Regions from separate parts of the Homo sapiens genome. Here region 1 is linked to region 2. A link is a loop called in an ENCODE intact Hi-C map of the cell type or tissue named here. Cell type or tissue: mammary epithelial cell. All regions are shown on one strand. Each heading gives the region's core, and the rest is flanking DNA. Links, peaks and the distances in the headings are about the cores only.

What was found. A loop is a pair of places that touch in the nucleus more often than their neighbours do. Peaks named below come from ENCODE experiments on the same cell type or tissue, not always from the same donor. Only the 100,000 strongest peaks of a DNase experiment are listed, where the experiment ranks them.
Region 1: a loop joins it to region 2, with 2.7 times the contacts of the local background. A loop is called at or near these places in 3 of 110 quality-filtered maps.

What each region holds. Positions count from the first base shown.
Region 1 is chr2:62,934,731-62,946,635 of GRCh38, reverse strand. EHBP1 (EH domain binding protein 1) reads right to left here. Exons shown (of 23, transcript NM_001142616.3): 11 at 3,740-3,918; 12 at 2,786-2,834. It also overlaps the pseudogene RPS20P9. Among named protein-coding and RNA genes, the nearest start is that of EHBP1-AS1, 110 kb to the left of the region's middle. In mammary epithelial cell, for the core only: no CTCF peak of the experiment used is centred there; a DNase peak (open chromatin) is centred at 6,685.
Region 2 is chr2:62,782,199-62,794,103 of GRCh38, reverse strand. The region is part of intron 5 of EHBP1 (EH domain binding protein 1); the gene reads right to left. Among named protein-coding and RNA genes, the nearest start is that of EHBP1, 82 kb to the right of the region's middle. RefSeq lists an enhancer at 8,742-8,811. In mammary epithelial cell, for the core only: a CTCF peak has its summit at 6,566 (motif pointing left); no DNase peak of the experiment used is centred there.

The DNA.
Region 1 (11,905 bases), core at 1,958-9,957, 150 kb before region 2:
AATTGGTAAGGAGGAGTTACTGCCAGTTATGTTATGCATCTGTATGAAATTTAAGACACAGGCATTGTTTTCCTATGGTGCTTTAAGTCCATTCAAGGGCACATGGGTTATTGGGAAGAAATGTGTGAAGCTAGAAGTAATTTGCAGGTAGCAACTCAATGTAGCTATCAGGTAAGAAGTAGCAAATGATGAAAGGAAAGACTATGTAAAAACAATTATTTATTGAATAATACAATGAATAGAATCATCAAAGATAAAGCCTTTCAAAAGCCATGATTGTCTGTACTGGAAGATTTAATTGAAAAAAAATTTTAATGGGACAGTCTTCTGTATGGAGTAATATGTAAATCCAAAGTATGCTTACCATTATTAAGTTAATGAAAAGCTAATGTAAAGAAGTGTGACTTAAGCCTTACTGAGATTCCCTATATTCTTTACACATTTATAATGAGGTAAAATCAACAATATTTCTTTTTCAAAATTTTGAACAGTAAGTTGAAACATCCACTTTAAAAAATGGTTTATTTTATAATGCTCATGTCTGTATTTAAATTGGCTTACCACTTTGTTCAAATGTAAGAAAATGGAGGTAAAGCACTGCCACACCCAAAGATATAATTTAATTGTAATTAATGAAAAAGAAGCATTTCACTTTAATAGACACAGGCTCTCCAAAATTATACAAGAATTAATTCATGAGAACAGTTTACTTTGTAACATGCCCATCCAAAGGGTAATTTCTGTAAGAAAACTATACTGATTTTTAAAGATTATCTTTTTTTTGGTGGCATATTTCAATAGAGACTGCCAGGTTTTTATTGCTCTACGGCCAGCATTATGCATTTGTGAAAAAACAACCATTTTTTTGTTTGTTTGTTTGTTTTTGGACACAGGGTCTTGCTCTGTCACCCAGGCTGGAAAGCAGTGGCATGATGCTAGCTCACTGCAGCCTCGGGCTCCTAGGCTCCAGCGATTCTCCCACCTCATCCTCCCAAGTAGCTGGGACTACAGGTGCATGCCACCATGCTGAGCTAACATTTTCATTTTTTGTAGAGATGGGGTCTTGCTACATTCCCCAGGCTGAAGAAACAAAATCTTTTTGATAGCAATACACATTTTTGGTTTTAGAGAGCAATACAAGTGAAAAATTGTTTTGATTTAAAGACTTGTTAATTGAACTTCTATCAAGGTCCCAAGACTTTGTATCACTAGTAATTTTAATTATTTAATTTAAAGTATGTTAAAAACTTTAGACTAGAGGTTATTAACCACTTTGTCTCATGAACCCTTTTGGCAATGGGTCCCTTCTCAGAATAATGTTTTACATGGATAAAATACATAGAATTACAAAAGACATCAATTATACTGAAAAATACACCTATGAAAGTATTACTTAAAATGAATTTGGGAAGTAGTAATATATGTGCTTTTTATGACTGCACTAATTATTTTGAAGAAGTTATAAGTGTAAAAGGTATTTGCAGATATCTGCAGCAACAACTATAGCATGACATGAAAATATCGAAAATATCTGTGATTTCTAAAGGTGACAAAGTCTCAGGCATGGTTAACACTATGGTGGTTTATTGCCTAAATTCATAATTGAAGGAAATGCTAAATTTCAGATGAGGAATTATGAAAGTAAAATGTATTTTTTCCCTCAACCATGTTCAAGGACACCCTGATTTCTACCCACAGTTCACAGGTTAAGAACTCCTGTTCTAAGACAATAATAAATTTCATTAATTTTTCAGTTGAAGAATTCAATTCAGTAGAAAAAAGCATTCAGTGCCTACTGTGTGCTGAGTTAGGTGCTTCCCTCTTTGCACACAGAATGCACATACTGTGTGCTGGGGTAAACAGATAAGTCAGCCTGTGGCCACAGTTAGCTGGCCCAGGGCTCCAGCAACTCAGCCTTACACAGATGCCCTGAAAGCTGAAAGGATCGATATCCCCTTGCCCCATACCAGTTGGGAAGTTCTGATCTCAATATATTGATTAATTATGTGGGAAAATATAGTCATGTGTTGCTTAACAATGGGGATATATGCTGAGAAATGCATTGTCAGGAGATTTTGTTGTTGTGCAAACATCACAGTGGGTACTTACACAAACCTAGATGGTACAGCCTACTACATACCTAGGCTATACCTAAGCTACAAAGCTGCACAGCATATTCCTATACTGAATAGTGTAGGTAATTGTAACACAATGGTATTTGTGTATCTAAACATAGAAAAGGTACAGTAAAAATGAGGTATTATAATCTTACGGTACATCACCATCTATGTGGTCTGTTTTTGACCAAAATGTTGTTTTGCAGCGCAATAACTGTATACGGTTTACCAGAAAATGAAAAGAACCAAGGTTTATATATTTTTGCCTCTCAGAACCTAAGTATTCTCTCTTGCTTACCATTAGGCTCTCGTTCTCATCCCCAACCAGCATATTTTCTAAACTTACATAACAACTATGGCACAACAGTTTTGGGTGCATTTTTAAAAAGCTAAATCTTAGAAAAAAAGCACTATGCTTTAACAAATATTCAACAGTTAAAAAGATAATATGCATATTATAATATGATGCCAACCTGGCACTTGTGGTCTTTAAAAGTCCATGATAAACCAGAGTAAACCATGTATCCTAATGAACCGCAGTAAGCAGACAACCCTCTGTGAGTTGTAGTTATGACCTCATAAAACTGCCTCACTTTCTCCAAATTAATAAAGACCTGCAGAGAAGCCAAAATTGAAACTACGTATTTTTCTTGCTCATCAATTCTTACCTTTTTGTTGTTCTCTTTAATATCTTGAGGATTCAGAGACTTGTAGTCACTGAGGGAGAAAATAGCACAGTGGGTACATATAGTATTTGATAAAAACAGCTGTTTTTAAAACAAACTGAATCTAAAAATTTGACATTCAATAATACTAAAGAGTAACCAGCAATTTCACAGCAATTCAATCAACAAAACTAATAGTGTGGAAAATTAAAGAAATAAATAAATAAATGAATAAAAACAGTGATTACACGTTTCGCTGCCTGAAGCTTTCCATCTAAAAGAGAGGTTAAGGCAGGGGACCAAAGACTAGCCTTGACAACCAAATTTAGTATGAGGTAATCCCTTGTTGTCAATGTAAAGAATTACAGGCTTATTTGTCTCATCTCATTTTAACACTAACACAATTTTCATAATAATTTGAAGTCAGTTCTTTGAGATTAAGGAGAAAAACCATTTTTTTTTTTTTTTTTTTTTTTTGAGACGGAGTTTCGCTCTTGTTGCCCAGGCTGGAGTGCAATGGCACGATCTTGGCTCATCGCAACCTCTGCCTCCTGGGTTCAAGCGATTCTCCTACCTCAGCCTCCCAAGTAGCTGGGATTTCAGGCATGCGCCACCACACCTGGCTAATTTTGTATTTTTAGTAGAGACGGTGTTTCTCCATGTTGGTCAGGCTGGTCTCAAACTCCTGACCTCAGGTGATCCACCCGCCTTGGCCTCCCAAAGTGCTGAGATTATAGGCGTGAGCCGCCACGCCCAGCCACCACTTTTAAAAAGAGAAAAGATTGTTTTTAGGTATGAAAAAGGAAAAGCTTTCTGACATATATCTCTCAAAAGCAAGAGGTGGGGTAATAAAACAAATATAAATTATTTCAGGATGTGCTAAGAAATTATTTTATGTTCTTTTCAAAAATGTCTATCACTTACAAAATATAGGGAATGGAAAATGTTTCTACTTACATTAAATCTGGTCTAAAGTGGTGTAATATTGCACAAAAAGATAAACCATTTCTCCACGATGTAGTAAAATTGGTGATTTTTACTCCTCGGTAGTTCTTTGTAACTTCTTTACACCATACAAGCAAAGACTGACTAGCATTTGGCTTTCGCCCCAAAACAGGACTTGGTATAGGGCTTGGCTAGAAAAAAATGAAAAGGGGAAAACATTAAAAGAATTTAATGGAAGATGAAAATTAACATTAATTGACCTAATCAGATCATTTGAACCCTTTGATGTCAGTTTAGATCCTTCACAACTGTCAATTCACGACAACTGTAACCTCCAAGAGGGAGACATAAATCTTAAATTATCTTCAGTTTTAGCCCTTGGCATTTGCCTGACAAGGATGCAGATATGCAAGATTTTAAACTTATACATAAGAACAGGCCAAGAGCTTTGCTGATGGAAACATCACGTTAAAGTTTTGAAATACTTAAGGCTAAATACCTATGTAATTCTCACACCCTCAAAATTTCCCCCAAATGCAATCATGTACAAATACGGTTTCTTTTTGACTAGGTTAAAAATAATGTATTTCGAGGTCCAAATGTAACACAAATTTTTAACAGTGGAAAGATTAAAATTATCATTAGTTTTAAAAATACAGTAATCATATATGCATTTTAAGTAAATAGCACAATGATAACCATATTCAAACATGCTTCTTATATAAATTTAATGATGGCAAAACAGTTTTAGAGTTATTAGCAACAGTCAGGTGTTGGTAGCAACAGCACACAACAGTATGTATTTTGGATATGCTCAAAATACTTTCTAATTATCATTGAGAGCTACTTTTGAATACCAGGTGAGTTAGTAGTGTGTGTGTTTTAAATGGTAAGTATATACTTTTACCCTTGTTCATATACTTAAAACATCAATAATAATAACAAACCTAAGATTATATATTAACAATTTTATTCTAAAGTTTTATTATTATTAAAACCATATCATTTTCTTTTACTGAATAACAACTGCAATTTGTGATGGTAACTTTAGAGGCTAGTACAATTGAAAACTACAAAGAAAACTGCTAAATGTTTCCGGACTTTAAATCTTGCTACTAATTAAAAGTGCTAGCTATTATAAGAAACCTTACATATTAAATACAGGCCCTCTAAAGTAAAATGAAAAGAGAACAAGTATTTACTCCTAATACCATTTAAGTTTAAAAAGCAAAGCATTCTTACTACACTGCTTACCTAAGAAAGATCAATGATGCCCCCACTTGACAAAAGCATGTTAGTACCAAACAATTAAAATCATCAACCCCACATAATTATGATTTATGCATTCACTGCTTTTGTGAGAATACTACTAAGAAACACCACTAAAATAACTTCTCATTTTTTATTAACAGTCGGATTAACAAAATATTATGTAAACAACCATAAATCTAGCAAAATACTGTTCTTTAAATGATCATCTCTACAAAGTCAATGCTGAAAAGCTCACAGGTCATAAAAATCAACGGTTTGGATCAATTCGACTTAATATAATGAAGTAGATAAAAAAGGAATCCCAATATACTACATTTACTTTAGAAAAAATAATAGCTAACTAGCAATCTAGTGTAAAAATGAACTATTAAATATCTTTTCATGTAATGATCCACTGTGACCTTCAAATCCCTCTAGGCATTTAACCTGGAAGTAAAGTGAAGAGTGGTTTATGGATGAGTTAGGGGAGCACTGAACTAGGTAGGCATAAACATTTTTTTCTTAGACTTTCTATCATTTAAATAATTGTCTTTATTAAAATGTTTTTCTATATCAAATTATATTATTAAGGTATTGATTCAGTCCAAGCATGGGTAATACATACATGGGCCAGATAATCTGTAACTATCATTACATCGATTCAATTATCAGTAGCATGTCCATAGGTAATGTATAAATGACATTAGCACTATATTATGATCTAGATGGCTTTCTGTATGTAAGAACTAAAGAAAACATATTACATCATTATGATTATGACTGTACCTCTGTTTCTAAGAAGGCTCAATATGAAAAGGCTAGAAGAACTAAACCAAAATTTAAATTGGTTCTAATATAAAAGCCTTGTATTAAGGGATGCTTACTGTACTTCCAACAAAAAGAAGTCACATGCAATTGAAGAAACTTTGATGAAATTACAAGCCCTATAAATGGTCACGGTGGTTTACAAAGAAAGAAAATCATAGAGCCGTTGTTAAATGAAATCATCTACTCCAGAACTGACCTTTTACCTAATATTTTACAGAAAGCCATAAAGGAATTAGCAATTAAATCATTTTGAAACCTTCAGTACATAATTGGATGAAACTGTTTGTTGTTACAGCTGGCTCTTGATTTTACAGATGTGGCAGGTTACTTGACTTGTTTGCATCTCAGTTTCCTCATCTGTAAAGTGCAGATTATAACGGTACATATCTCATAGGGTTGTAGTAACAAGATCTGCCTCACTCTCCCCATGTCCATTTCCTCTCTGATCTTAACCACTGCTCTCTCCCTTAAACACTTTGAACCATACTGACCTCTTAAAAAGAAAAAAACAACTGATAATCAATTTATTAAAATAGCTGACCTAAGCATCTGCAATGGTGACTTCAACCTCAACTCTTGGCTCAATACTGACCGAATAAATCTATTTAACAATCTCAGAAGGACTGTGCAAGTCAATAAACTGCTTGCGGATGCTCTTCTGGGAGTGATTCCATGTCTTAGAACCTTTACCACAGGCGTTTTTCTTGTAGTGATTCTCAAAGTCTTGGTAGGCATCCCAACTGGTCCTTTCACTTTGAGATTCTTTTCCTTTGTGCCTCTGATCAAGTCAGCACACACTTCTTCAGGGATTTTTATACTGCAGCTGGTTAGGGGAATTCTAATTCAGTGAATCACCACCTCTGGTTCCTCCAGTGCTTAAACCCATGGCTGTGATACAGTTTCCTAACCTACATGTTCCTTGGAGAGAGCCAACAGCCATGAGTCAGGAGTAGGAGCCAATGGACTGTGGTTCCATCATGCCTGAAACCATATCTTCCTCAAAATGGCATCATATTAATCTCTTTGTTGTTCCTTGGATATCGCAGACATGTTTCTACCTTGGGGCCTTTGCACATTTCCCTGGTACTCTCTCAGATTGCTCCATTTCCCTGGTACTCTCTCAGATTGCTCCATTTCCCTGGTACTCTCTCAGATTGCTCCATTTCCCTGGTACTCTCTCAGATATCTGCATGGTTAACTCCAATGCAATCTTCTCCATTAGGCCTATTCTCACCATCCTACTTAATAATGCAATTTGGCCGAGCGTGGCGGTTCACACCTGTAATCTCAACACTTTGGGAGGCTGAGGCGGGCAGATCATGAGGTCAGGAGTTCGAGACTGGCCTGGCCAGCATGGTGAAACCCCACCTGTACTAAAAATACAAAAAAATAGCTGGGCATGGTGATGCGTGCCTGTAGTCCCAGCTACTAGGGAGGCTGAGGCAGGAGAATTGCTTGAACCAGCAGGCAGAGGTTGCAGTGAGCTGAGATTGCACCACTGCACTCCAGCCTGGGCGACAGAGCGAGACTCCATCTCAAGAAGAAAAGGAAGAAAAAAAAGCAATCCATTTCCATCATCCAACCCCAATTCAGCACTCCTGAATCCACTTACCCTGCTCTACTTTTTCCACGGACTTATCATCTTCTTAGAGTCCATATACTTTATTTGTTATGCTTACTGGTTATTATCTGTCTGCTCTCACTAAATAAAATGTCCACAAGAGCAAGAATTTTAGTTTGTTTCATTTATTAACCTAAATCAAATGCCCAGAACAGTGCCTGGTACAGCATAGGCACTCAGTAAATACTGTTATATGAAAAAAATGCATGTAAAACACTTAGAACAATGTATGGCAAACAGTACCATTCAGTAAATATTAATTGCAATTATTATTACCACCACCAATGCATTATCAGCAGGAATTCCTATTTTTTGAGGCTCTTCTAGAAATTTCAAAGGCCATGAATTTCTTCAAGATCATAAAAAGTTTTTTCCTTTTCTTCTTCTTCTTCTTTTTTTTTTCCCCCACAAACAAAGCTTTCACTAGAGATAATCTTGACACCTAGATATTCTATGTGGAAAATATGGTACTTGTAATGCTTGGCAATGTATCTATTTCTATAAGGTGGGTGAAAAAAGAAGCTCTAACTGACTTTGTAATTTATTGCTTTCCAAAGGAAGAAAGACACAAAAATCTGTCCATAAAAGGTAAAACTACACTTGCAAATATAATGAATTTTAATGCATTATTTCTGTTTAACATAGCAGATTACATGTGAACGGTAATAAAGCTACCTAGTTATTCTTCCTAACAATGGTAATAGCTTTCTTTCAGAAAACCTAGTCAAATAACTTGCAAATTTTCTTAAATTTTAATAAGAAATGTCAGTTCTATTTTTTCTGCTCTATCCCTCTAACTATAGTTTCCTTCTCTTTTGCTGTCTGCCCTTCTTCCACGGATACAGCCACATATTCCTCTAGGCATTGCTCTAAATAGTTTTCCACCACACTTTGAGCTGATTCATTCCCAGGATTCCAACTATTACTTCCATGCAGATGATTCCCAAATATTTATAGTTCAAACTATCTCAAGTTGACATTTCCAGTTGGCTGTCCTTTCTATCATACAAAATTCAAACTCAATGTGTTCAAAACCATAATGGTGATCTTTCTTTACAACCTGCTCATTTTCATTGTGTTTGCAAATGATACAGCTATTGTCCCAACTGTTTAGATTTTTAATGTCAGAATCACCTTTGAATTCTTCCTTCATGTATCATCTCTTACTAGTTAATTTTGCAGGCAGTTTTGCTCATATTTTGTAAGGTTTTTGTAATCTATCTCCTTTCACCACTGCAAAATCTTCCTAATAGGTCTTTCTTCTTCCAAATCCCCCCTCGGTAACCAACCCATGTCATAGCATCGTTCTCCTTAAAGCACGGCTTAAAGTCTCTAATGGTTCTCAAGAACACACAAAATGATGTCAAAATACTTCGAAGTATTGAATCCCAAATCTTTTTCAATGTATTTACTCTCTAGTATTACTCACCATCCTTTAAAATCCCTATGCTTTCCTGCCTAAACCCCAGGTCTCCCACCTCCACCCAGTCTTGGATCATACACATCATCACCTCTACATGAAATATCTTCCGTCCCAAGCACAACTGCTGCAATTCCACTCTATCTTCAAATCTTCAAGATTTAGTTCAAATGTCATCTCTTACACGAAATCTCCTCGCAATTGCCATTCAGTAGGAAGCCCTTTTCAGTGTTCCTTTGACTCTTTGTGTCCTTCCTATGGCACTTAATAGATTTTCATTTTACTATAATATATTCAGTTCTTCTCTCTACAAAAAGGCTTATTAATTTTTCATTAATTCATAAACTATATACTGAGCACCTATTATGCCCCACAAAGTTAAGACCTTTACACAGATTAGCTAATTTAATCCTCACAACTCGTTTGAGATAGGTACTCTTACTTCCAATTTACAGTTGGAGAAAGTGAGGTTACTCAGGAAGCAGAGGAGTTCCTATACCAAGGAATTCCCACTCCAAAGCCTGTGCTTTTAAACAACATGCATTTCACATTTCAAGAAAATACTGCTGTAGCACTTCAGCAGAAGTTGTAAATTTTTCAATCCTAACAAACATCTCAGTCAACTTCTTATTGTCTTCAGAGGTTAGATCGCTGCCCTCTATATGTTTAATTAGTTGATTCAAAAAAGGCAATTAACCCAAACAATTTCAACTTCAAGAGTCTTTCTGTTAATAAACCTGTCCATTCTGTTGGATTTCAAATTACTGGCTAGAACTAGAACAAGAGCTAATTAAGTCCAGTGTAACGAGACATATACTAACATTGCTAAAGTTGTAGCACATTTTGGTCTCTCAACTACTAATTCTTGGAGACTTTCCCCAGTTATTGCAAATCATGGTTGAGGGAACTTTGAATATATCTAAGCATTTGGTGAACCCAAAAACTATCAACAGTGAGAATGAGAACACTTACATTTATATTGGTCTTATTATTTTTTTTTCAAAGTGTTTTCATTTAAATCACTTCACTTTATTCTCATGGTAAAACTGAAGTTAGGCCTTGTTATTCTACTGCTAGAAAGATTGTGCCATAATTAAATTTTTTTTTTAATCTTCTACAAAACATCAACCAACTTTCTCCAAGCCAAGACATGGAGAGACAGGAAAACTAGAGAGTAAGTGAAACTCTCTGCTGTTTTTATAATGGTAGTCTAGAAGAGTGAGTTGAGAGGTAGAGTTGCACTTTTGGTGGACTCCCAAATAGCAATATGAGCCTCATCCCCTCCCCTCAAAAGTAGAAACAGTAAAATAAAAAGGTAAAAGCAAAAATAATAATATAGTACCTAAGCATATAATAGAGAGGATCAGCAAAGCCAAAATTGCTTCTTTGAAAAGACTAAATTAAACCTGTAGTGTGACTGACCAAGAAAGAGAGAAGCAAATTCCTAGAAAAGTATAGCTTACTGCAACAGACACAAGAAGAAATAGAAAACCCAGAGAGTTCTATAACTGTTAAAGAAACTGACTTTGTAATTAAAAACCTTCTCACAAAGAATATTCCAGTTGGCTTCACTAATAAGTTCCACCAAACATTTATTCAAGGAAAAAAAATCTCCAATATTACACAAATTATAGAAAACTGGAAAAATGAGCTTATTCTCTAACTCATTTCATGGGCCTTTACACCAAAACTCAATAGGCAAAGGCAAAATTAAAGAAAATTCTCATGAATATAGAGGCAAAAGTTTTAATGAAAATATTAATTTATTAAAAAAGGATAACACGTCTTGAACAAATTAGACTTATCCCAAGAACACATATTTGGCTTAATGTTAGCATATCTATTGAGGTAACTTGACCAATTAACAGATTTGGGGGAAAGCTATATAATATAATCATCTAAACAGATGCAGAAGAGCACTTAATAAAATAATGTCCATTTATATTCTAAAAAATAGTCTTAGCAACCTGTAATACAGAATCTTCTTTCACTTGCTAAAAAGGCCCCAGCAAATATTGCAAGGGTGAAATATTTGAGATTGAGCATCTATCATCACTTTTATTCAACAATGTCCCAGCTGGTACATTAAGGTCAGAAAAAGACATCAAAATGTATTAAAAAAGAAACAAAATTGTAAAACGTTATTTACAAATAATATAATTGAGTATGTAGAACATCCACAAGAAGTTACAGTTTATTAGAATTAATAAGAGAATTTAGCAAGGTGTTGGATACAAAATCAATGTACAAAACCAACTGTATTCCTATAAACTAACAAAAACAGAAACTAAAAATTTGAAAACCATTCATAGTGGCATAAAAATGTCAAGTACTTGGCACAAATCCAAAAACAATATGCATGACTGCTATAAAAAACTATCAAGCTTTATTGCGAAAAAGTAAAGAAAATCTAAAGAGATGGATATATATATATATATATATATTTTTTTTTTTTTTTTTGAGATGGAGTCTCGCTCTGTCGCCCAGGCTGGAGTGCACTGGCACGATCTTGGCTAACTACAACCTCTGTCTCCCGGGTTCACCGGATTCTCCTGCCTCAGCCTCCCGAGTAGCTGGGACTATAGGTGCACGCCACCACACGCAGCTAATTTTTTGTATTTTTAGTAGAGACACGGTTTCACCATGTTGGCCAGGATGGTCTCCATCTCTTGACCTCGTGATCCACCCACCTCAGCCTCCCAAAGTGCTGGGATTACAGGCATGAGCCACCGTGCCCGGCCAAGATGGAGATATTTATTCATGGCTTAGAAGACTCAATTTTGTAATGATATCAATTATTTTTCCAGAGAGAAACGGCTAACCAACAGAAAGGGTTAACTAAACTCTTTCTCCATGAAGAAATGCTCTCAAGTTTACCTTCTCCTAACATGAATTCCATGGAAATATATAGGATTATGCTAAAAAGTGAGAAGTCAGCTGTGTTTCCAGGCAACATTATTTACTGTAAAACTGACCCCAGTTTGGTGAACTGTATCTAACTCGAAGGCCTATGAATAAACTACATATCCCTATTGAAAAACAAAGGCAGCAGCTTCCC
Region 2 (11,905 bases), core at 2,518-10,517:
TTGAAGTCAGTTCTCAGCTCTCTGTTTTATTCTTAAATTGCGAAGACAACAACTTATAAAGAAAGAGTTAAACAAAGGATGGAAATTAGGAGAGCAAAGATAAGAAATACTGGCCACATATGATCTGGACATTCTAAGACTTGTGTACAAAACTATATCAAGTAAGACTTCAAATCCAGGCCTTAACTTCACAGATAGTTCCTCTGACATAAAAACAGATTCCTTTTCCTCTTATTTTTCCTCCTTCTTAACACATGTTTGGCAACCATTGTTTATTTCTATTGGAGTTAAATTATACCTCTCTTGTATTTTTCCCCATTGGAGAATAAAGACACTTAGTGTTTTCCATTTCTCTTTTCTTTATTTCGTAGATCATATGCAGCATAGAGCTATTATTTACAAAATAAGAATCACTGCCAATTTAGACTTATTCTTTTTAATATCCTGAAAGGTAATAAGACCATTCCACCAAATTAAATTGAGCAATCCCAGGTGGTTCCCTTCAACTTTATTTCATTTTTACCACACACACCCCTAGTCATCACTTTCATTTTATATGATCTACTTGTTGACATATATGCACTGAAATCTACTTCCAAACTCAACGCTGAACCTAGTCACAAAAACTGTCCTTGAATCAACATGACCATTGCAAAAGACTGGGTGAATGATGGGTTTTGTATAATAATCCAAAGCCCTATAGATTTTCACTAGTTCAAGCTGTCTCTGGAGTAAATTCCAAAGTGAGAGTCACTGCAGCGGAAATGGAGGTCCCCTCAAAGCTCACACCTGCAAAGCAGTTTTGTGAGTGGTTGAAAAAAAGTCAATCATTGTGGATATGTTTAGTTAATAAACACATTGATCTTTTATACCTATCCAAAAATATCAGTTCTAAAAGCACTCATATGACCTAGGCATAAGGCATCTTTTAAAATAAGAAATGTAATAACATTAATGAATTTATGAACTTAATCTACCCTAAATGCAAACAAATAGCACCCTAAAAAAATTATACAACATGTATATGTTCGAAAGAAAAATGCTAAATTAAAATCAATTTATTGATATGATGGAATTATAGATAATTTTCCTTTTTAATATACGTAGCATTGTCATTATGTTGGCTGTGTAATAAATATTAAAATTTTTAAAGATACACTAAGTGCTAATAAAAAATAAGTCTAAAGAACAAAAAAAAAACCTATCAATTTTATTTGCATACTATTCCTGACATCTAATTCACAGAATCTGTTACAATAGATGTCTTCTTCAGTCATAAAACTAATAACACTGTAGGTAAGCAGCACTTAAATATCTCACTCTAAGTATACTGAGAGTGAAATCAATTGGATACACACCCATTTATTGGGGTATTTATAAACACATAGCATCTTGCTGGGTATTGTTTGAGTGTACAAAAAGACACACCCTTTCAAACTTTAAGTAGCAGCCTAAAATTAGCAGAGAGATACAAGACTATCACATGAAAAATTAAATAGCTGAGTAAGGTCAAATTTTTTAAAAATCCATAAATATAGTATATAAATAAGTGATGAGTTCGTTTATCAAACATCATTGAGGATCTACTATTTGTAAAGCATTCTTCTAAGTGCAGAAATCAATTATGTAGTTAGATTTCTGCCATTCCAAAACTAAACAAAAAAGACAAGATGTTTTGAAAACGAGAATATGAACCACTAATACATCTGACTCTGGGCTCACTGCCTAGGAGTTAGCCCTGCTCCACAAGAAGCAGCTATTTAAAAAGAAGAGAAAAGAAAGGCACTAATATATCTGGACTGTAGAACATTACTGGCTTAGAGGGGGAGATCTCATGTTATAGTACCATCATTCTGTAGCTCACATAACTGGAAATACATTCCCTACTATTTAAATTGGCTTAGACAGCAGCATATGTAGTACTTTAATTAACTGTATCAACTGACATACCTTAAAAGTAGATGCAGAGGTCTGAAATAACTGTAAGTAGTACTTGTAAACCAATATTAATCCAAGTTTAACCTATATATAACAAAGTGTCTAATGTTGTATCTGGATGGCAAGAAGGCTGAGTATAACACAACTGTATTCAGAAATTCTGAAACACTTTATGAGCAAACTTCTAATTAATTAGCGATATGAAGAGAACAAGTATTGCTGCTGAGTGTTATTTTTTGGCCAGGATGGAAATTTATACATTAACATTAAAAATAACCCTGTTTTAAAGCAATCTCTAGATATCTAAACTACCATTATAAATATTACTAAATAACATTTGGGCAGTATTCTTGACTAAATTATATTGCTACACTTCCTTATTTTACTAATTTGTAAATATAAAACTATATATTGTAATCATTCTATAAAGAAAACTTAAAGTAGCCTCTTACAGGTATTTAAAACATCATTAAAATTTTTCTCTTGGAAAGTTTAATCAAACTTTGTTACCTAACAAACTTGACATCATAACCTATTTTTTATTTTTAAAACTTTTAACGTCAGATATTTTTCACTCGATTACAGAATTTAAAACTTTATAATAACCATCTTTTAAAATGAAACTAAAATGTTCTTATATTATTCAAAAATGTATTTTCCAAAAATATTAGCAAAGTGTATGATTAAGTGGGATTTTAGATTTTAAAATGTAGCTAGTATATGCAGCACATGATCTGAAGCAGGGAATCACATGCATTGAACTTAAATGAATAAGCCAGATATGGCTGCTGGCTGTTTTGGTCTTATTTTCTTTAAATACTATCAAATTATCTACCTCAGTAAAACTGATGTTTATCTTAAAAACCTTTCATTACAAATGGTTTTTTTCTTTAAAAAATTCAATTTTTCTAGAACTATTTGAAGAAGCATAAAAAGCAAACATTTAAAAGCATGTTATCACATACATGTACTACTTAAAGTTGGTATATAGAACCTCAGTCTGGGAGTGAAGAAAATGAATGAAAATGAATAGTTTACCACTCATTAGCAATATGACTTTGGGCTAGTTACCAGATGATATCTTAGTTTCCTTATCTGAAAATGAGCAAGGAGAATTTTATGATTTCTAAGTTTTCTTCTAGCTCTAAATTTCTGTGATTTGATTATTTTAATCCAGAAACCCACATCTATATTGGGAAACTAGGTTTTAAGGTTATGGAATAACATAATAGTGAGTTATAACTTAAAACAACAAAAATATTACAACACTAATTTGAAATAGATTAACTGCCTGAAAGCAATGCTTTCAAGATAAAACACAAGAGACAATAATTGAATAGGGTTGTACTCATTTAATAATGGTATAAACACTAACATCTACAAAACAGGATATTTCATTGATGGGTACCTCTTGTGGAAATAGTCAACTTGTCTGCAAAGCCAAAATCTATAAAGTAACAAGAGAATTACACAAAAATATTTTAGACCTTACTTTTCAAATGGAGTTCTGTTATACCGTGTATAACTTACATGTAGAAACGAAAATTATTTAAAATTAATGATTACTAAAGTTACAACACAACAAGTGTTTATAGGAGTAGAGCCTTATTTCTTTTAATAATACATAATCCTTATATAAAGTAACACTATTTTCTGTAAAGCTGTGCAGTTCTCTAAATGTTTAATGTTTAAACATGCCACCAACAAGCATCTGACTAATAAAATGCAACTTCAAATAAAGGGAAACAATTTACTTCCTATTATTATCTGATACAGGTACTGCTGGAATTCAATTTCCTTTCAAATGTGTGCTTTTTTCAAAGAACATCCAACCACCCACACATTATTTAAAAAACAAAACAAAACAAACAACAAAAAACCTTTGTGTTAGAAATTGTCCCAGAACTGTATTTTGACGTTTTTAGCAACCTGACAAACCACTCTGTTTGCTTTCTTCTGCCAATACAAATCAAGCCAAGGACTAGTTTCTTCATTTATTTCATTCAATGTCACAAGACGACATTATGTCAGGGTAAAGGTCAATCATCAAGAATGCATGCTGCTGCTACAGTGGAAATATAAATATTCACCTGGGCTTTATTTCAAAGACTGGCTCACTGAAACTATTTAATAAGGCCTATAAAACTAGGAGGATGTGGAAAAACAATGTGTAAGAAACATTTTTCTCAACAAATTATATTCGCTGACATCATATAGAAAACTAAAGGTGCTACTTCAAAAACAAGTAAGTTTTAGGTAACTGGCATCAGAAAGGGGTTTTTCCTAGTTGTTTTAACAATCTCATGTTTTTTAAAATTTGCAGGAGTGCTACCCTGCAGGCATCTGTGACAGCATCACGAGGTTTCATATTTAGTGTGGGTGGTTGGATAAAATTGGACATTGATCAGTTTTGTGTGTGCTGAAAGGCACCAGGCTGGAACACTGTATTCAGCATTGGGTATGAGACTGCCAGTGCAGTGGGTTGGAAGATGTATGCATTGGCACTCCGTGTGGAACCAGGAGCTTACTTAAAAGGTTACTGAAATCTTGACTTTGGCAGCTGTCATCTTTAAGTGATCATGAATAGTTAAGAATTAAATCCAGAGCCAGACCTCTGAAGATCAGAGGTTGTGCACGTTTGAGGCACTAACCGTCCTTTATAACATTCTGTCCTCAGAAACAGAAAGCAGGGAGTAGGCCTTTTGGTGGGTGGGTGGGTGGAGAAGTGTTACATAGTTGAGAAAGTCACATTTTTAAAACACTCAGCTAAACTTAACTCTATCAACTTTCTAGGTGGCATTTAAATTAAAACGTCAGCAGATGTAATTACGTAAATAGATGAAGCAACTTTGTAATATTTTACCAAGTTAGGAATTCCAAGGTCTTTTTCTACTACATATATATGTGTTTGTGTCTTCCTAATGTACATTCTGAACCCTTTGCCTCCAAAAACAATTTGAAATGGCTATGCAGTCTCACAGAGCACTCTTATTAATGGCAACAGCCAAAAGACTACTCCATACTATCTGTTCTTGATGACTGGGTATTATAAAGGGCCAGCAATATCTCAAACATGCACAACTTCTAGTCTCCATAGGTGTGACTCTGGATCTAAGGTTTAACTCTTCATGATCACTAAAAGAAGACAGCTGCCAAAGACAAGACATTTTCACAGGACATATGCTTTTCACAGTGACTCCTCTCATGTTCCCTACCACCAGTAAATCAAATATTTTTCCCACCAGAGCTAAAATATGGTAACACAGAATTATTCATGCACAGATGAGTGGCGTTTCATAGATTTGTGCTACAGCATCTAATACATCTAACAGGGTCACAGCATGCCTTCAACATCTGCAATTAGTAATGAAGGTACTGGAATGGTATGATCTATTAGGTGTAAATTAAATATAGGTTTCTGTTAAAGATCAAGCTTATTGGCAAACCTTCAGAAACAGGTAAGAAGAATATAAAAACAAAATTAAGTAAAATAATTTCTTAGTAATAACAGAAAATAATTGCTTTTCTTAAGTGAAAGGAGGCAAAAAAAGCCTCTTATAAATTAGTATGATAAAGTTTAAAGGAAAAATATATAGTTAAACTGGAATTTCAAGCTTCTAGATTCCAGAAACAGGGTTATTTTAAGTTTCCTAATTTTCTAGAAAATAACAACAGGGTTTTTTTTTTGGTACACAGGAAAAGTCCATAACATGAGTATTACTCAGAGTGACAGATTAATAGACATATGCAATACCCACCCCTCCACCTATACTATCAAAGTTTAGTTCTTTTAATTGGAAGAATTTGGTTTTAAGGGAAAAAACATCACAACACATACGAATTATGACTCCACTCCCTAGTGGGCAGAAGTTGGGTGATTTAAATAAGAGAAAACATACAAATATTTTATATTGGAATAGGAAAGACCACATAAACCTTTAAATATATAACATTTCATCAGCTAGCATATTTTTAAGCAATGTTAGAAAAAATTACAGAATTATTGTATAATTACAAAAACATCATTTGTCTATGAAAGAAAACAATTCTAAACCACTTAATTTAAAAGAGGCATTCTTTAAAAATCCCTTTTCCTGGCATTAAAAATAAACTGTCACTGAGAAAAAGAAAAAAATTCTCCCAAAGCCTTCTATCTAAAACACAATTCATATTTTGATGTAAAGAAACCATCCTACTCCATTCCCCCAAATCACAACCTTAAAGAGTTGCTACTTAAATATTAGCCAGTGCTCTGTGAACCATTTTATATTAAAATTGGATAGTTCTAAACACCACACATATAAAAAGTATTGTTTGACACAGTGCCATTTTGATGATAAATTGCAATCTATAGCTCAAATAATTCTACCCAGGGATTAACATTTCAGAGGCTGAGCCAGAGATTATGTGTGTGGATCTTGAATTTCATCATCTCCCTTTGGCACAATAGCTTATTCTTCCTTTTTTCATCTATTCTTTCATGAAGGGTCAGGAAAGCTTAGCCTTGCTATTGCATTCATTTCATCTCTACATTAACCAGATACCTTGCAGTCTTTAGTTCTTATGTGTTATTCCATTACAACTACTATGCTGCACTGTGCTATGGCTAATGAGGTTTGTACCAAATCAAAGGGTGCCATCAAGTGGTTATAATACTCTAAACAGCATTACACTAAATGACTATTCCAGATAGGCTTTCTTCAATATAGACAAACTTGCCACGCCTCTATGAAAGAACACATTAATGGAGCAAGGGGGTGGGGGGGGGGGGCAGCGGTGCAGTGTGGGGTGGTGCAGGAGGGGCAACAGGAGTATCCATATTAATTGTTGTTTTGTATTTTCTATCCTCAGGGATTTCTTTTCCTGCATAGTATATTTATAAAATATAACTTTAGAACCATTGTTAAAATTAGTATTTATGTCAGCAGATTATCAAATGATATTTATTAAGTATAATTCAAGCACGGCAGCAGAACTGGGAACTAAACTTTATCAGTCAAAAATCATGACTATACTGATAGGAGCTTATTTCTGAAAATAAGCAATAATAGTGCACATACTTAAAGAAAGACAGCGTCTTGTCAGATTCATTTCCTATTGCTAATGAAAACTTGCAAGGCTATGAAATACAGCCAGTAATATTTGGTTTATGTCATACAGCCATGCCTGCGGTCTAACAAGGAACATAGCAGTTAAAGTGAGAACGTATTTTCAGTTATTTAAAACTTTCAGCAGTCTACTCAACAGGCTACAGGGGTCCCTTAGAGTTTTGAAGACAGGAATCAAGAACTGCTCTTAGAAAACACACAAGATAACATGCAATTCAAAATTGCCCACTCTGCAGAGCTGGCCAAACTGCTGCTGCCTGCAACTGTCCTGTACCAGTGAAACCTAACACATAGGCTTAAAGCATCTTCATAACTATATACTTAATTCTGCTGCGGAGAAAGCAAATTATCCAAGTTCAGAAATTAAACAAGATGTGAAAAATTAAATCATAAAAGCTAACTTAATCTTTAAGATTCAAGGTGCAGTACGAACACAGTAGCAAACTCCAGGCAAAACTAAAAATCTGTATGATGACATTGATATATTTTCTACATAGCTATTGCAGATTGCCTACAAAAATATTTCTCATCCCACATTTTCTTCTAGAGCCTTACCACTTCCCAATCAAGAGGTAGAGTCTAATTCCCCTCCCCTTTGAACCACGGCAGGTTTGTGATTGGCTTACAGCTAACATAAAATGATGAAGTAACACTATGTGGCAAGGCTAGGTCAAGAAGGTGATGCAACTTACACTGGGAGAGCTAGAATAGTCATTCTTGAAGTCTTTAGCTGCCATGAAAGTAATCCAACTGCCTTGAAAAAAATCCACACTAACCCACTGAAAGAGAGGAAATGGAGAGGCCTTGATACCACATGAAATGCCAGGGTCCATCTCATGGGCTCCAGTCCTTCCTCCCCTCATGTTCTACCCCAACCACCTCAGACTACAACTGCATGAGAGATTTCAAAGCCAGAACTGCCCAGCCAAACCCTAATATGACTATAATCTGATCTATTTAACTGAATCACAAGTGGCAGAAAATTATCAAGTTCCAGCAAGCATTGCTGCACTGCTTATAACAATGTTTAGTTGGTTACATACGGGAATGCAGTAGACAACTAATGCCCACAAAGCTGGAAATACAAAATGGAACAACACGCAGAAAGGTCAGAAAAATGAGATCACTACCTCTGATGGATGAGGAAAGGATGATGTGGTTCAGAAAGAAAAAAAAAAGTTTCGTAAGTTTCATTTGGGCAAGGAGTTATATATGTCCTGGAAAAGACTGGAATGGTATTACAGTAGTTTACAGCATAAGCAGAAAGTTTAAAAATATTTTAGGGCAATCCACATAAAAACACTAGAAACCAATGTAAGAAAAAGTAGGTTGTATAAGAAAGGTGAAGGAGAATACAGGGCCTTAAAATATATATTTTAATAAGAAAAAGAAAATAAAATTTAAAGGAATCTCACTTGGAAAAAAATCACTGATATATCCAACTGCCTTCTGGATATCTTTCCCCCGCCACAACCCACTCCTACCAATTCTTCCTTTGTGTTCTCTATACTGACTAAGAGCAAATTATCTAAACATTCAAACTAGAAATCTGGAAGTCACCCTACACTCTCTGACCTCCCTTAGCCCTTGAAATGAGTCACTAAGAAGTGATTCCACTACCTTCTACACACTTCTGAATCTTTTTCGCCTCTTCTCTGTCTGCACCTGCTAAGGCCACTGTCCCAGTTCACGCCCATGACATCTGTTACTTGGATAACTGAATCAGTTGCCTATCTGATCTCAAGTCCTTCAGTTTTGCACATTTCAATTCATTCTCTATAGAAATATCTTTTTTAAACTGTGGGTTATGATCCATTAGTGGATGGTGAATTCATTTTAATGGGTTGCAAAGTCAATTAAGCGGTTTGCAAACAGCATTCTAAAACATCAGGATAGAACAGAAAATACCACAGTACATCCCACAATACTTGTAAGAGTAAGACTTGTTTCAGTTGTTCACAGGTACATATATGTGTATACTAGATCATAATATAAAATGTATTTCTTACAGCTACAGTAAAAAAAAGTTTGAAAGGTAAAAACTGATTATTTAAAAATACAAATCTGACCATATTATCACTCTGCTTAAAACTTTTCCATGCTTCCTGATAGCTTACTGGAATGATGAATCAGAATCATAGAGGGTCCAGTGGGCAAATCTATATGTTTTCATAGTCCAGAAGTGATTCTCATAGGCAGCCAAGTTTGGGATCCACAGGCTGCTAGGATAAAGTTCAAATTCCTCGGTATGGCACACAAGGCCATCCATAGTCTTACCCAAGATGAGTAAGGGCTCATGTTGATAGCTTCAACCCCTAGTACTCTCCTCACTTTGGGTATAAAGCTGTAACAATTTTATCTCTGTGCCTTTACCAAGGCTATTCCCTCTGTGCTTACCTCAGACCCCATTCTCTTCACACAATTATCTGGTGAGTGAACTTTTAAAAGTCTTTCAAGTTCATGTGGCAACTGCTCCATAAAGCCTTTCCCATGCCCCTGATAGATATGAGTACTCCTGGACGTCTTCAAGGGGCCTGCCACCTGCCTCTTTAGCATCCTCACTATATTTCGATGATTTGCTTACAGATCTGCCTCTCTGACTAGATTGAGAACTACATGCAGGTGAAACTTTGTCTTATTCATATCCCCAATGTTAGGAAGTAAATGTATAACCAATATCACAGTACCCAGGATAATGAAATCCAAAAAACAATCATTCTGTGACCCAAATTAAGTAGAACAATGGTCTCCTTTATAAAAAAATTCAATCTTTCTCTTCTTCAGTTTGAAAAGAAAAAATGTGATTTTGGAAAATATCAAAAGAGGTAGGAAACATATATTGTTAATTGCTTTGGCTGAAAAGATTTAATATAAAGTAAATACATCATGATTTTTAGTGATTTAATTAGTAGTTTTATATCCATTTCATGTCATTTGACCACTTTTCTAAATTTTTCCTAATTTTAAGGGTAAAGGGGAAATTCTTCAAAGTTATTAAGGCTGATTTATTTCTAAATTCATCCTGCCCCAGAGATCTGTGGAACTTTGAACTTGAAAGAGATGATTTAGGGTATCCAGCAGAGGAAATTTCTAAGCAGCAAAGCATTCAGGAGGAAGCAGAGCAAAACATTTGGAAAATTTACAGCCTGACAATGTGATAAAAAAGAAAACCCCATTTTCTGGGCAGAAATTCAAGCCAACTGCAGAAATTTGCATAAGTAATGAGGAGACTAATGTTAGTCACCAAGACAATGGGGAAAATGTCCCCAGTTCATGTCAGAGACCTTCACAGCAGCCCCTCCCATCACAGGCCAGGAGGCCTGGAAGGGAAAAATGGTTTCCTGAGCCAGGTCCAGGGCTCCCCTGCTGTGTGCAGCCTTGGGACTTGGTGCCCTGTGTCCCAGCCACTTGAGCAAGGGCTAAAAGGGGCCAACATACAGCTTAAGCCATTGCTTCAGAGGGTGCAAGCCCCAAGCCTTGGCAGCTTCTACGTGGTGTTGGGCCTGTGAATGCACAGAAGTCAAGAACTCAGGATTAGAAACCTCCACCTAGATTTCAGAGGATGTATACAAAGGCCTGGATGTCCAGATAGAAGTTTGCTGCAGGGGCAGAGCCCTCATGGGGAAACTCTGCTAGGGCTGTGTGGAAGGGAAGTGTCAGGTTGGAGCCCCTACACAGAGTCCCCACTGGGGCACTGCCTAGTGGAGCTGTGAGAAGAGGTCCACCATCTTTCAGACTCCAGAATGGTAGATCCACTGAGAGGTTGCACTGTGCACCTGGAAAAGCCACAGACACTAAATGACAGCCCGTGAAAGCAGCCAGGAGGGGGGCTGTACCCTGCAGAGCCACAGAGGTGGAGCTGCCCAAGTCTGTGAGTGCCACCTCTTGCATCAGCGTGACCTAGCTGTGAGATATGGCATCAAAGGAGATCATTTTGGAACTTTAAGGTTTAATGACTGCCCTGTTGGATTTTGGACTTGCATATGGCCTGTATCCCCTTTGTTTTGGTCAATTTCTCCCATTAGGAATGGGTGTATTTACCCAACGCCCACACCCCCATTGTATCTGAGAAGTAACTAACTTGCTTTTAATTTTACAGGCTCATAGGTGGAAGGGACTTGCCTTGTCTCGGATAAAACTTTGGACTTAGACTTTTGGTTAATGCTGGAATGAGTTAAGACTTTGGGGGACTGTTGGGAAGGCATGATTTTGTTTTGAAACGTGAAGACATGAGATATGGGAGGGGCCAGGGACTGAATGATATGGTTTGGCTGTGTCCCCACCCAAATCTTATCTTGAATTGTAATAATCTCCACACGTCAAGGGTAGGACCAGGTGGAGATAACTGAATTATGGGGGCAGTTTCCCCCATACTGTTCTTATGAGTTCTCAGGAGATCTGATGGTTTTACAAGGGGCTTACCCCCTTTGCTTGGCATTCATTCTGTCTCCTGCTACCCTGTGAAGAGGTGCCTTCCACTATGACTGTAAGTTTCCTGAGGCCTCCCCAGCCATACGGAACTGTGGGTCAATTAAACCTCTTTTCTTTATATTATAAATTACCCAGTCTCAGGTATGTCTTTATTAGCAGTGTGAGAACAAACCAATACAACTACTACTAGTTTTATCCGAGAAAAAAACTTACAATACAGAAAGATAGAAACTGTCAGATACCTCTAGGAATACACATAGCCATGTCTGAAAAGCTACACTTAAAACATTGTTGATAATTTCAGTCCATATTAACTGGTCTATCTCTAATCTCTATTGTACTTTTCAGCTATCATTATACATTTACCATAGTACATATCACCTTACTCTTGTCTCACACGCGTATCCCTCAAACCAAAATTAATATCT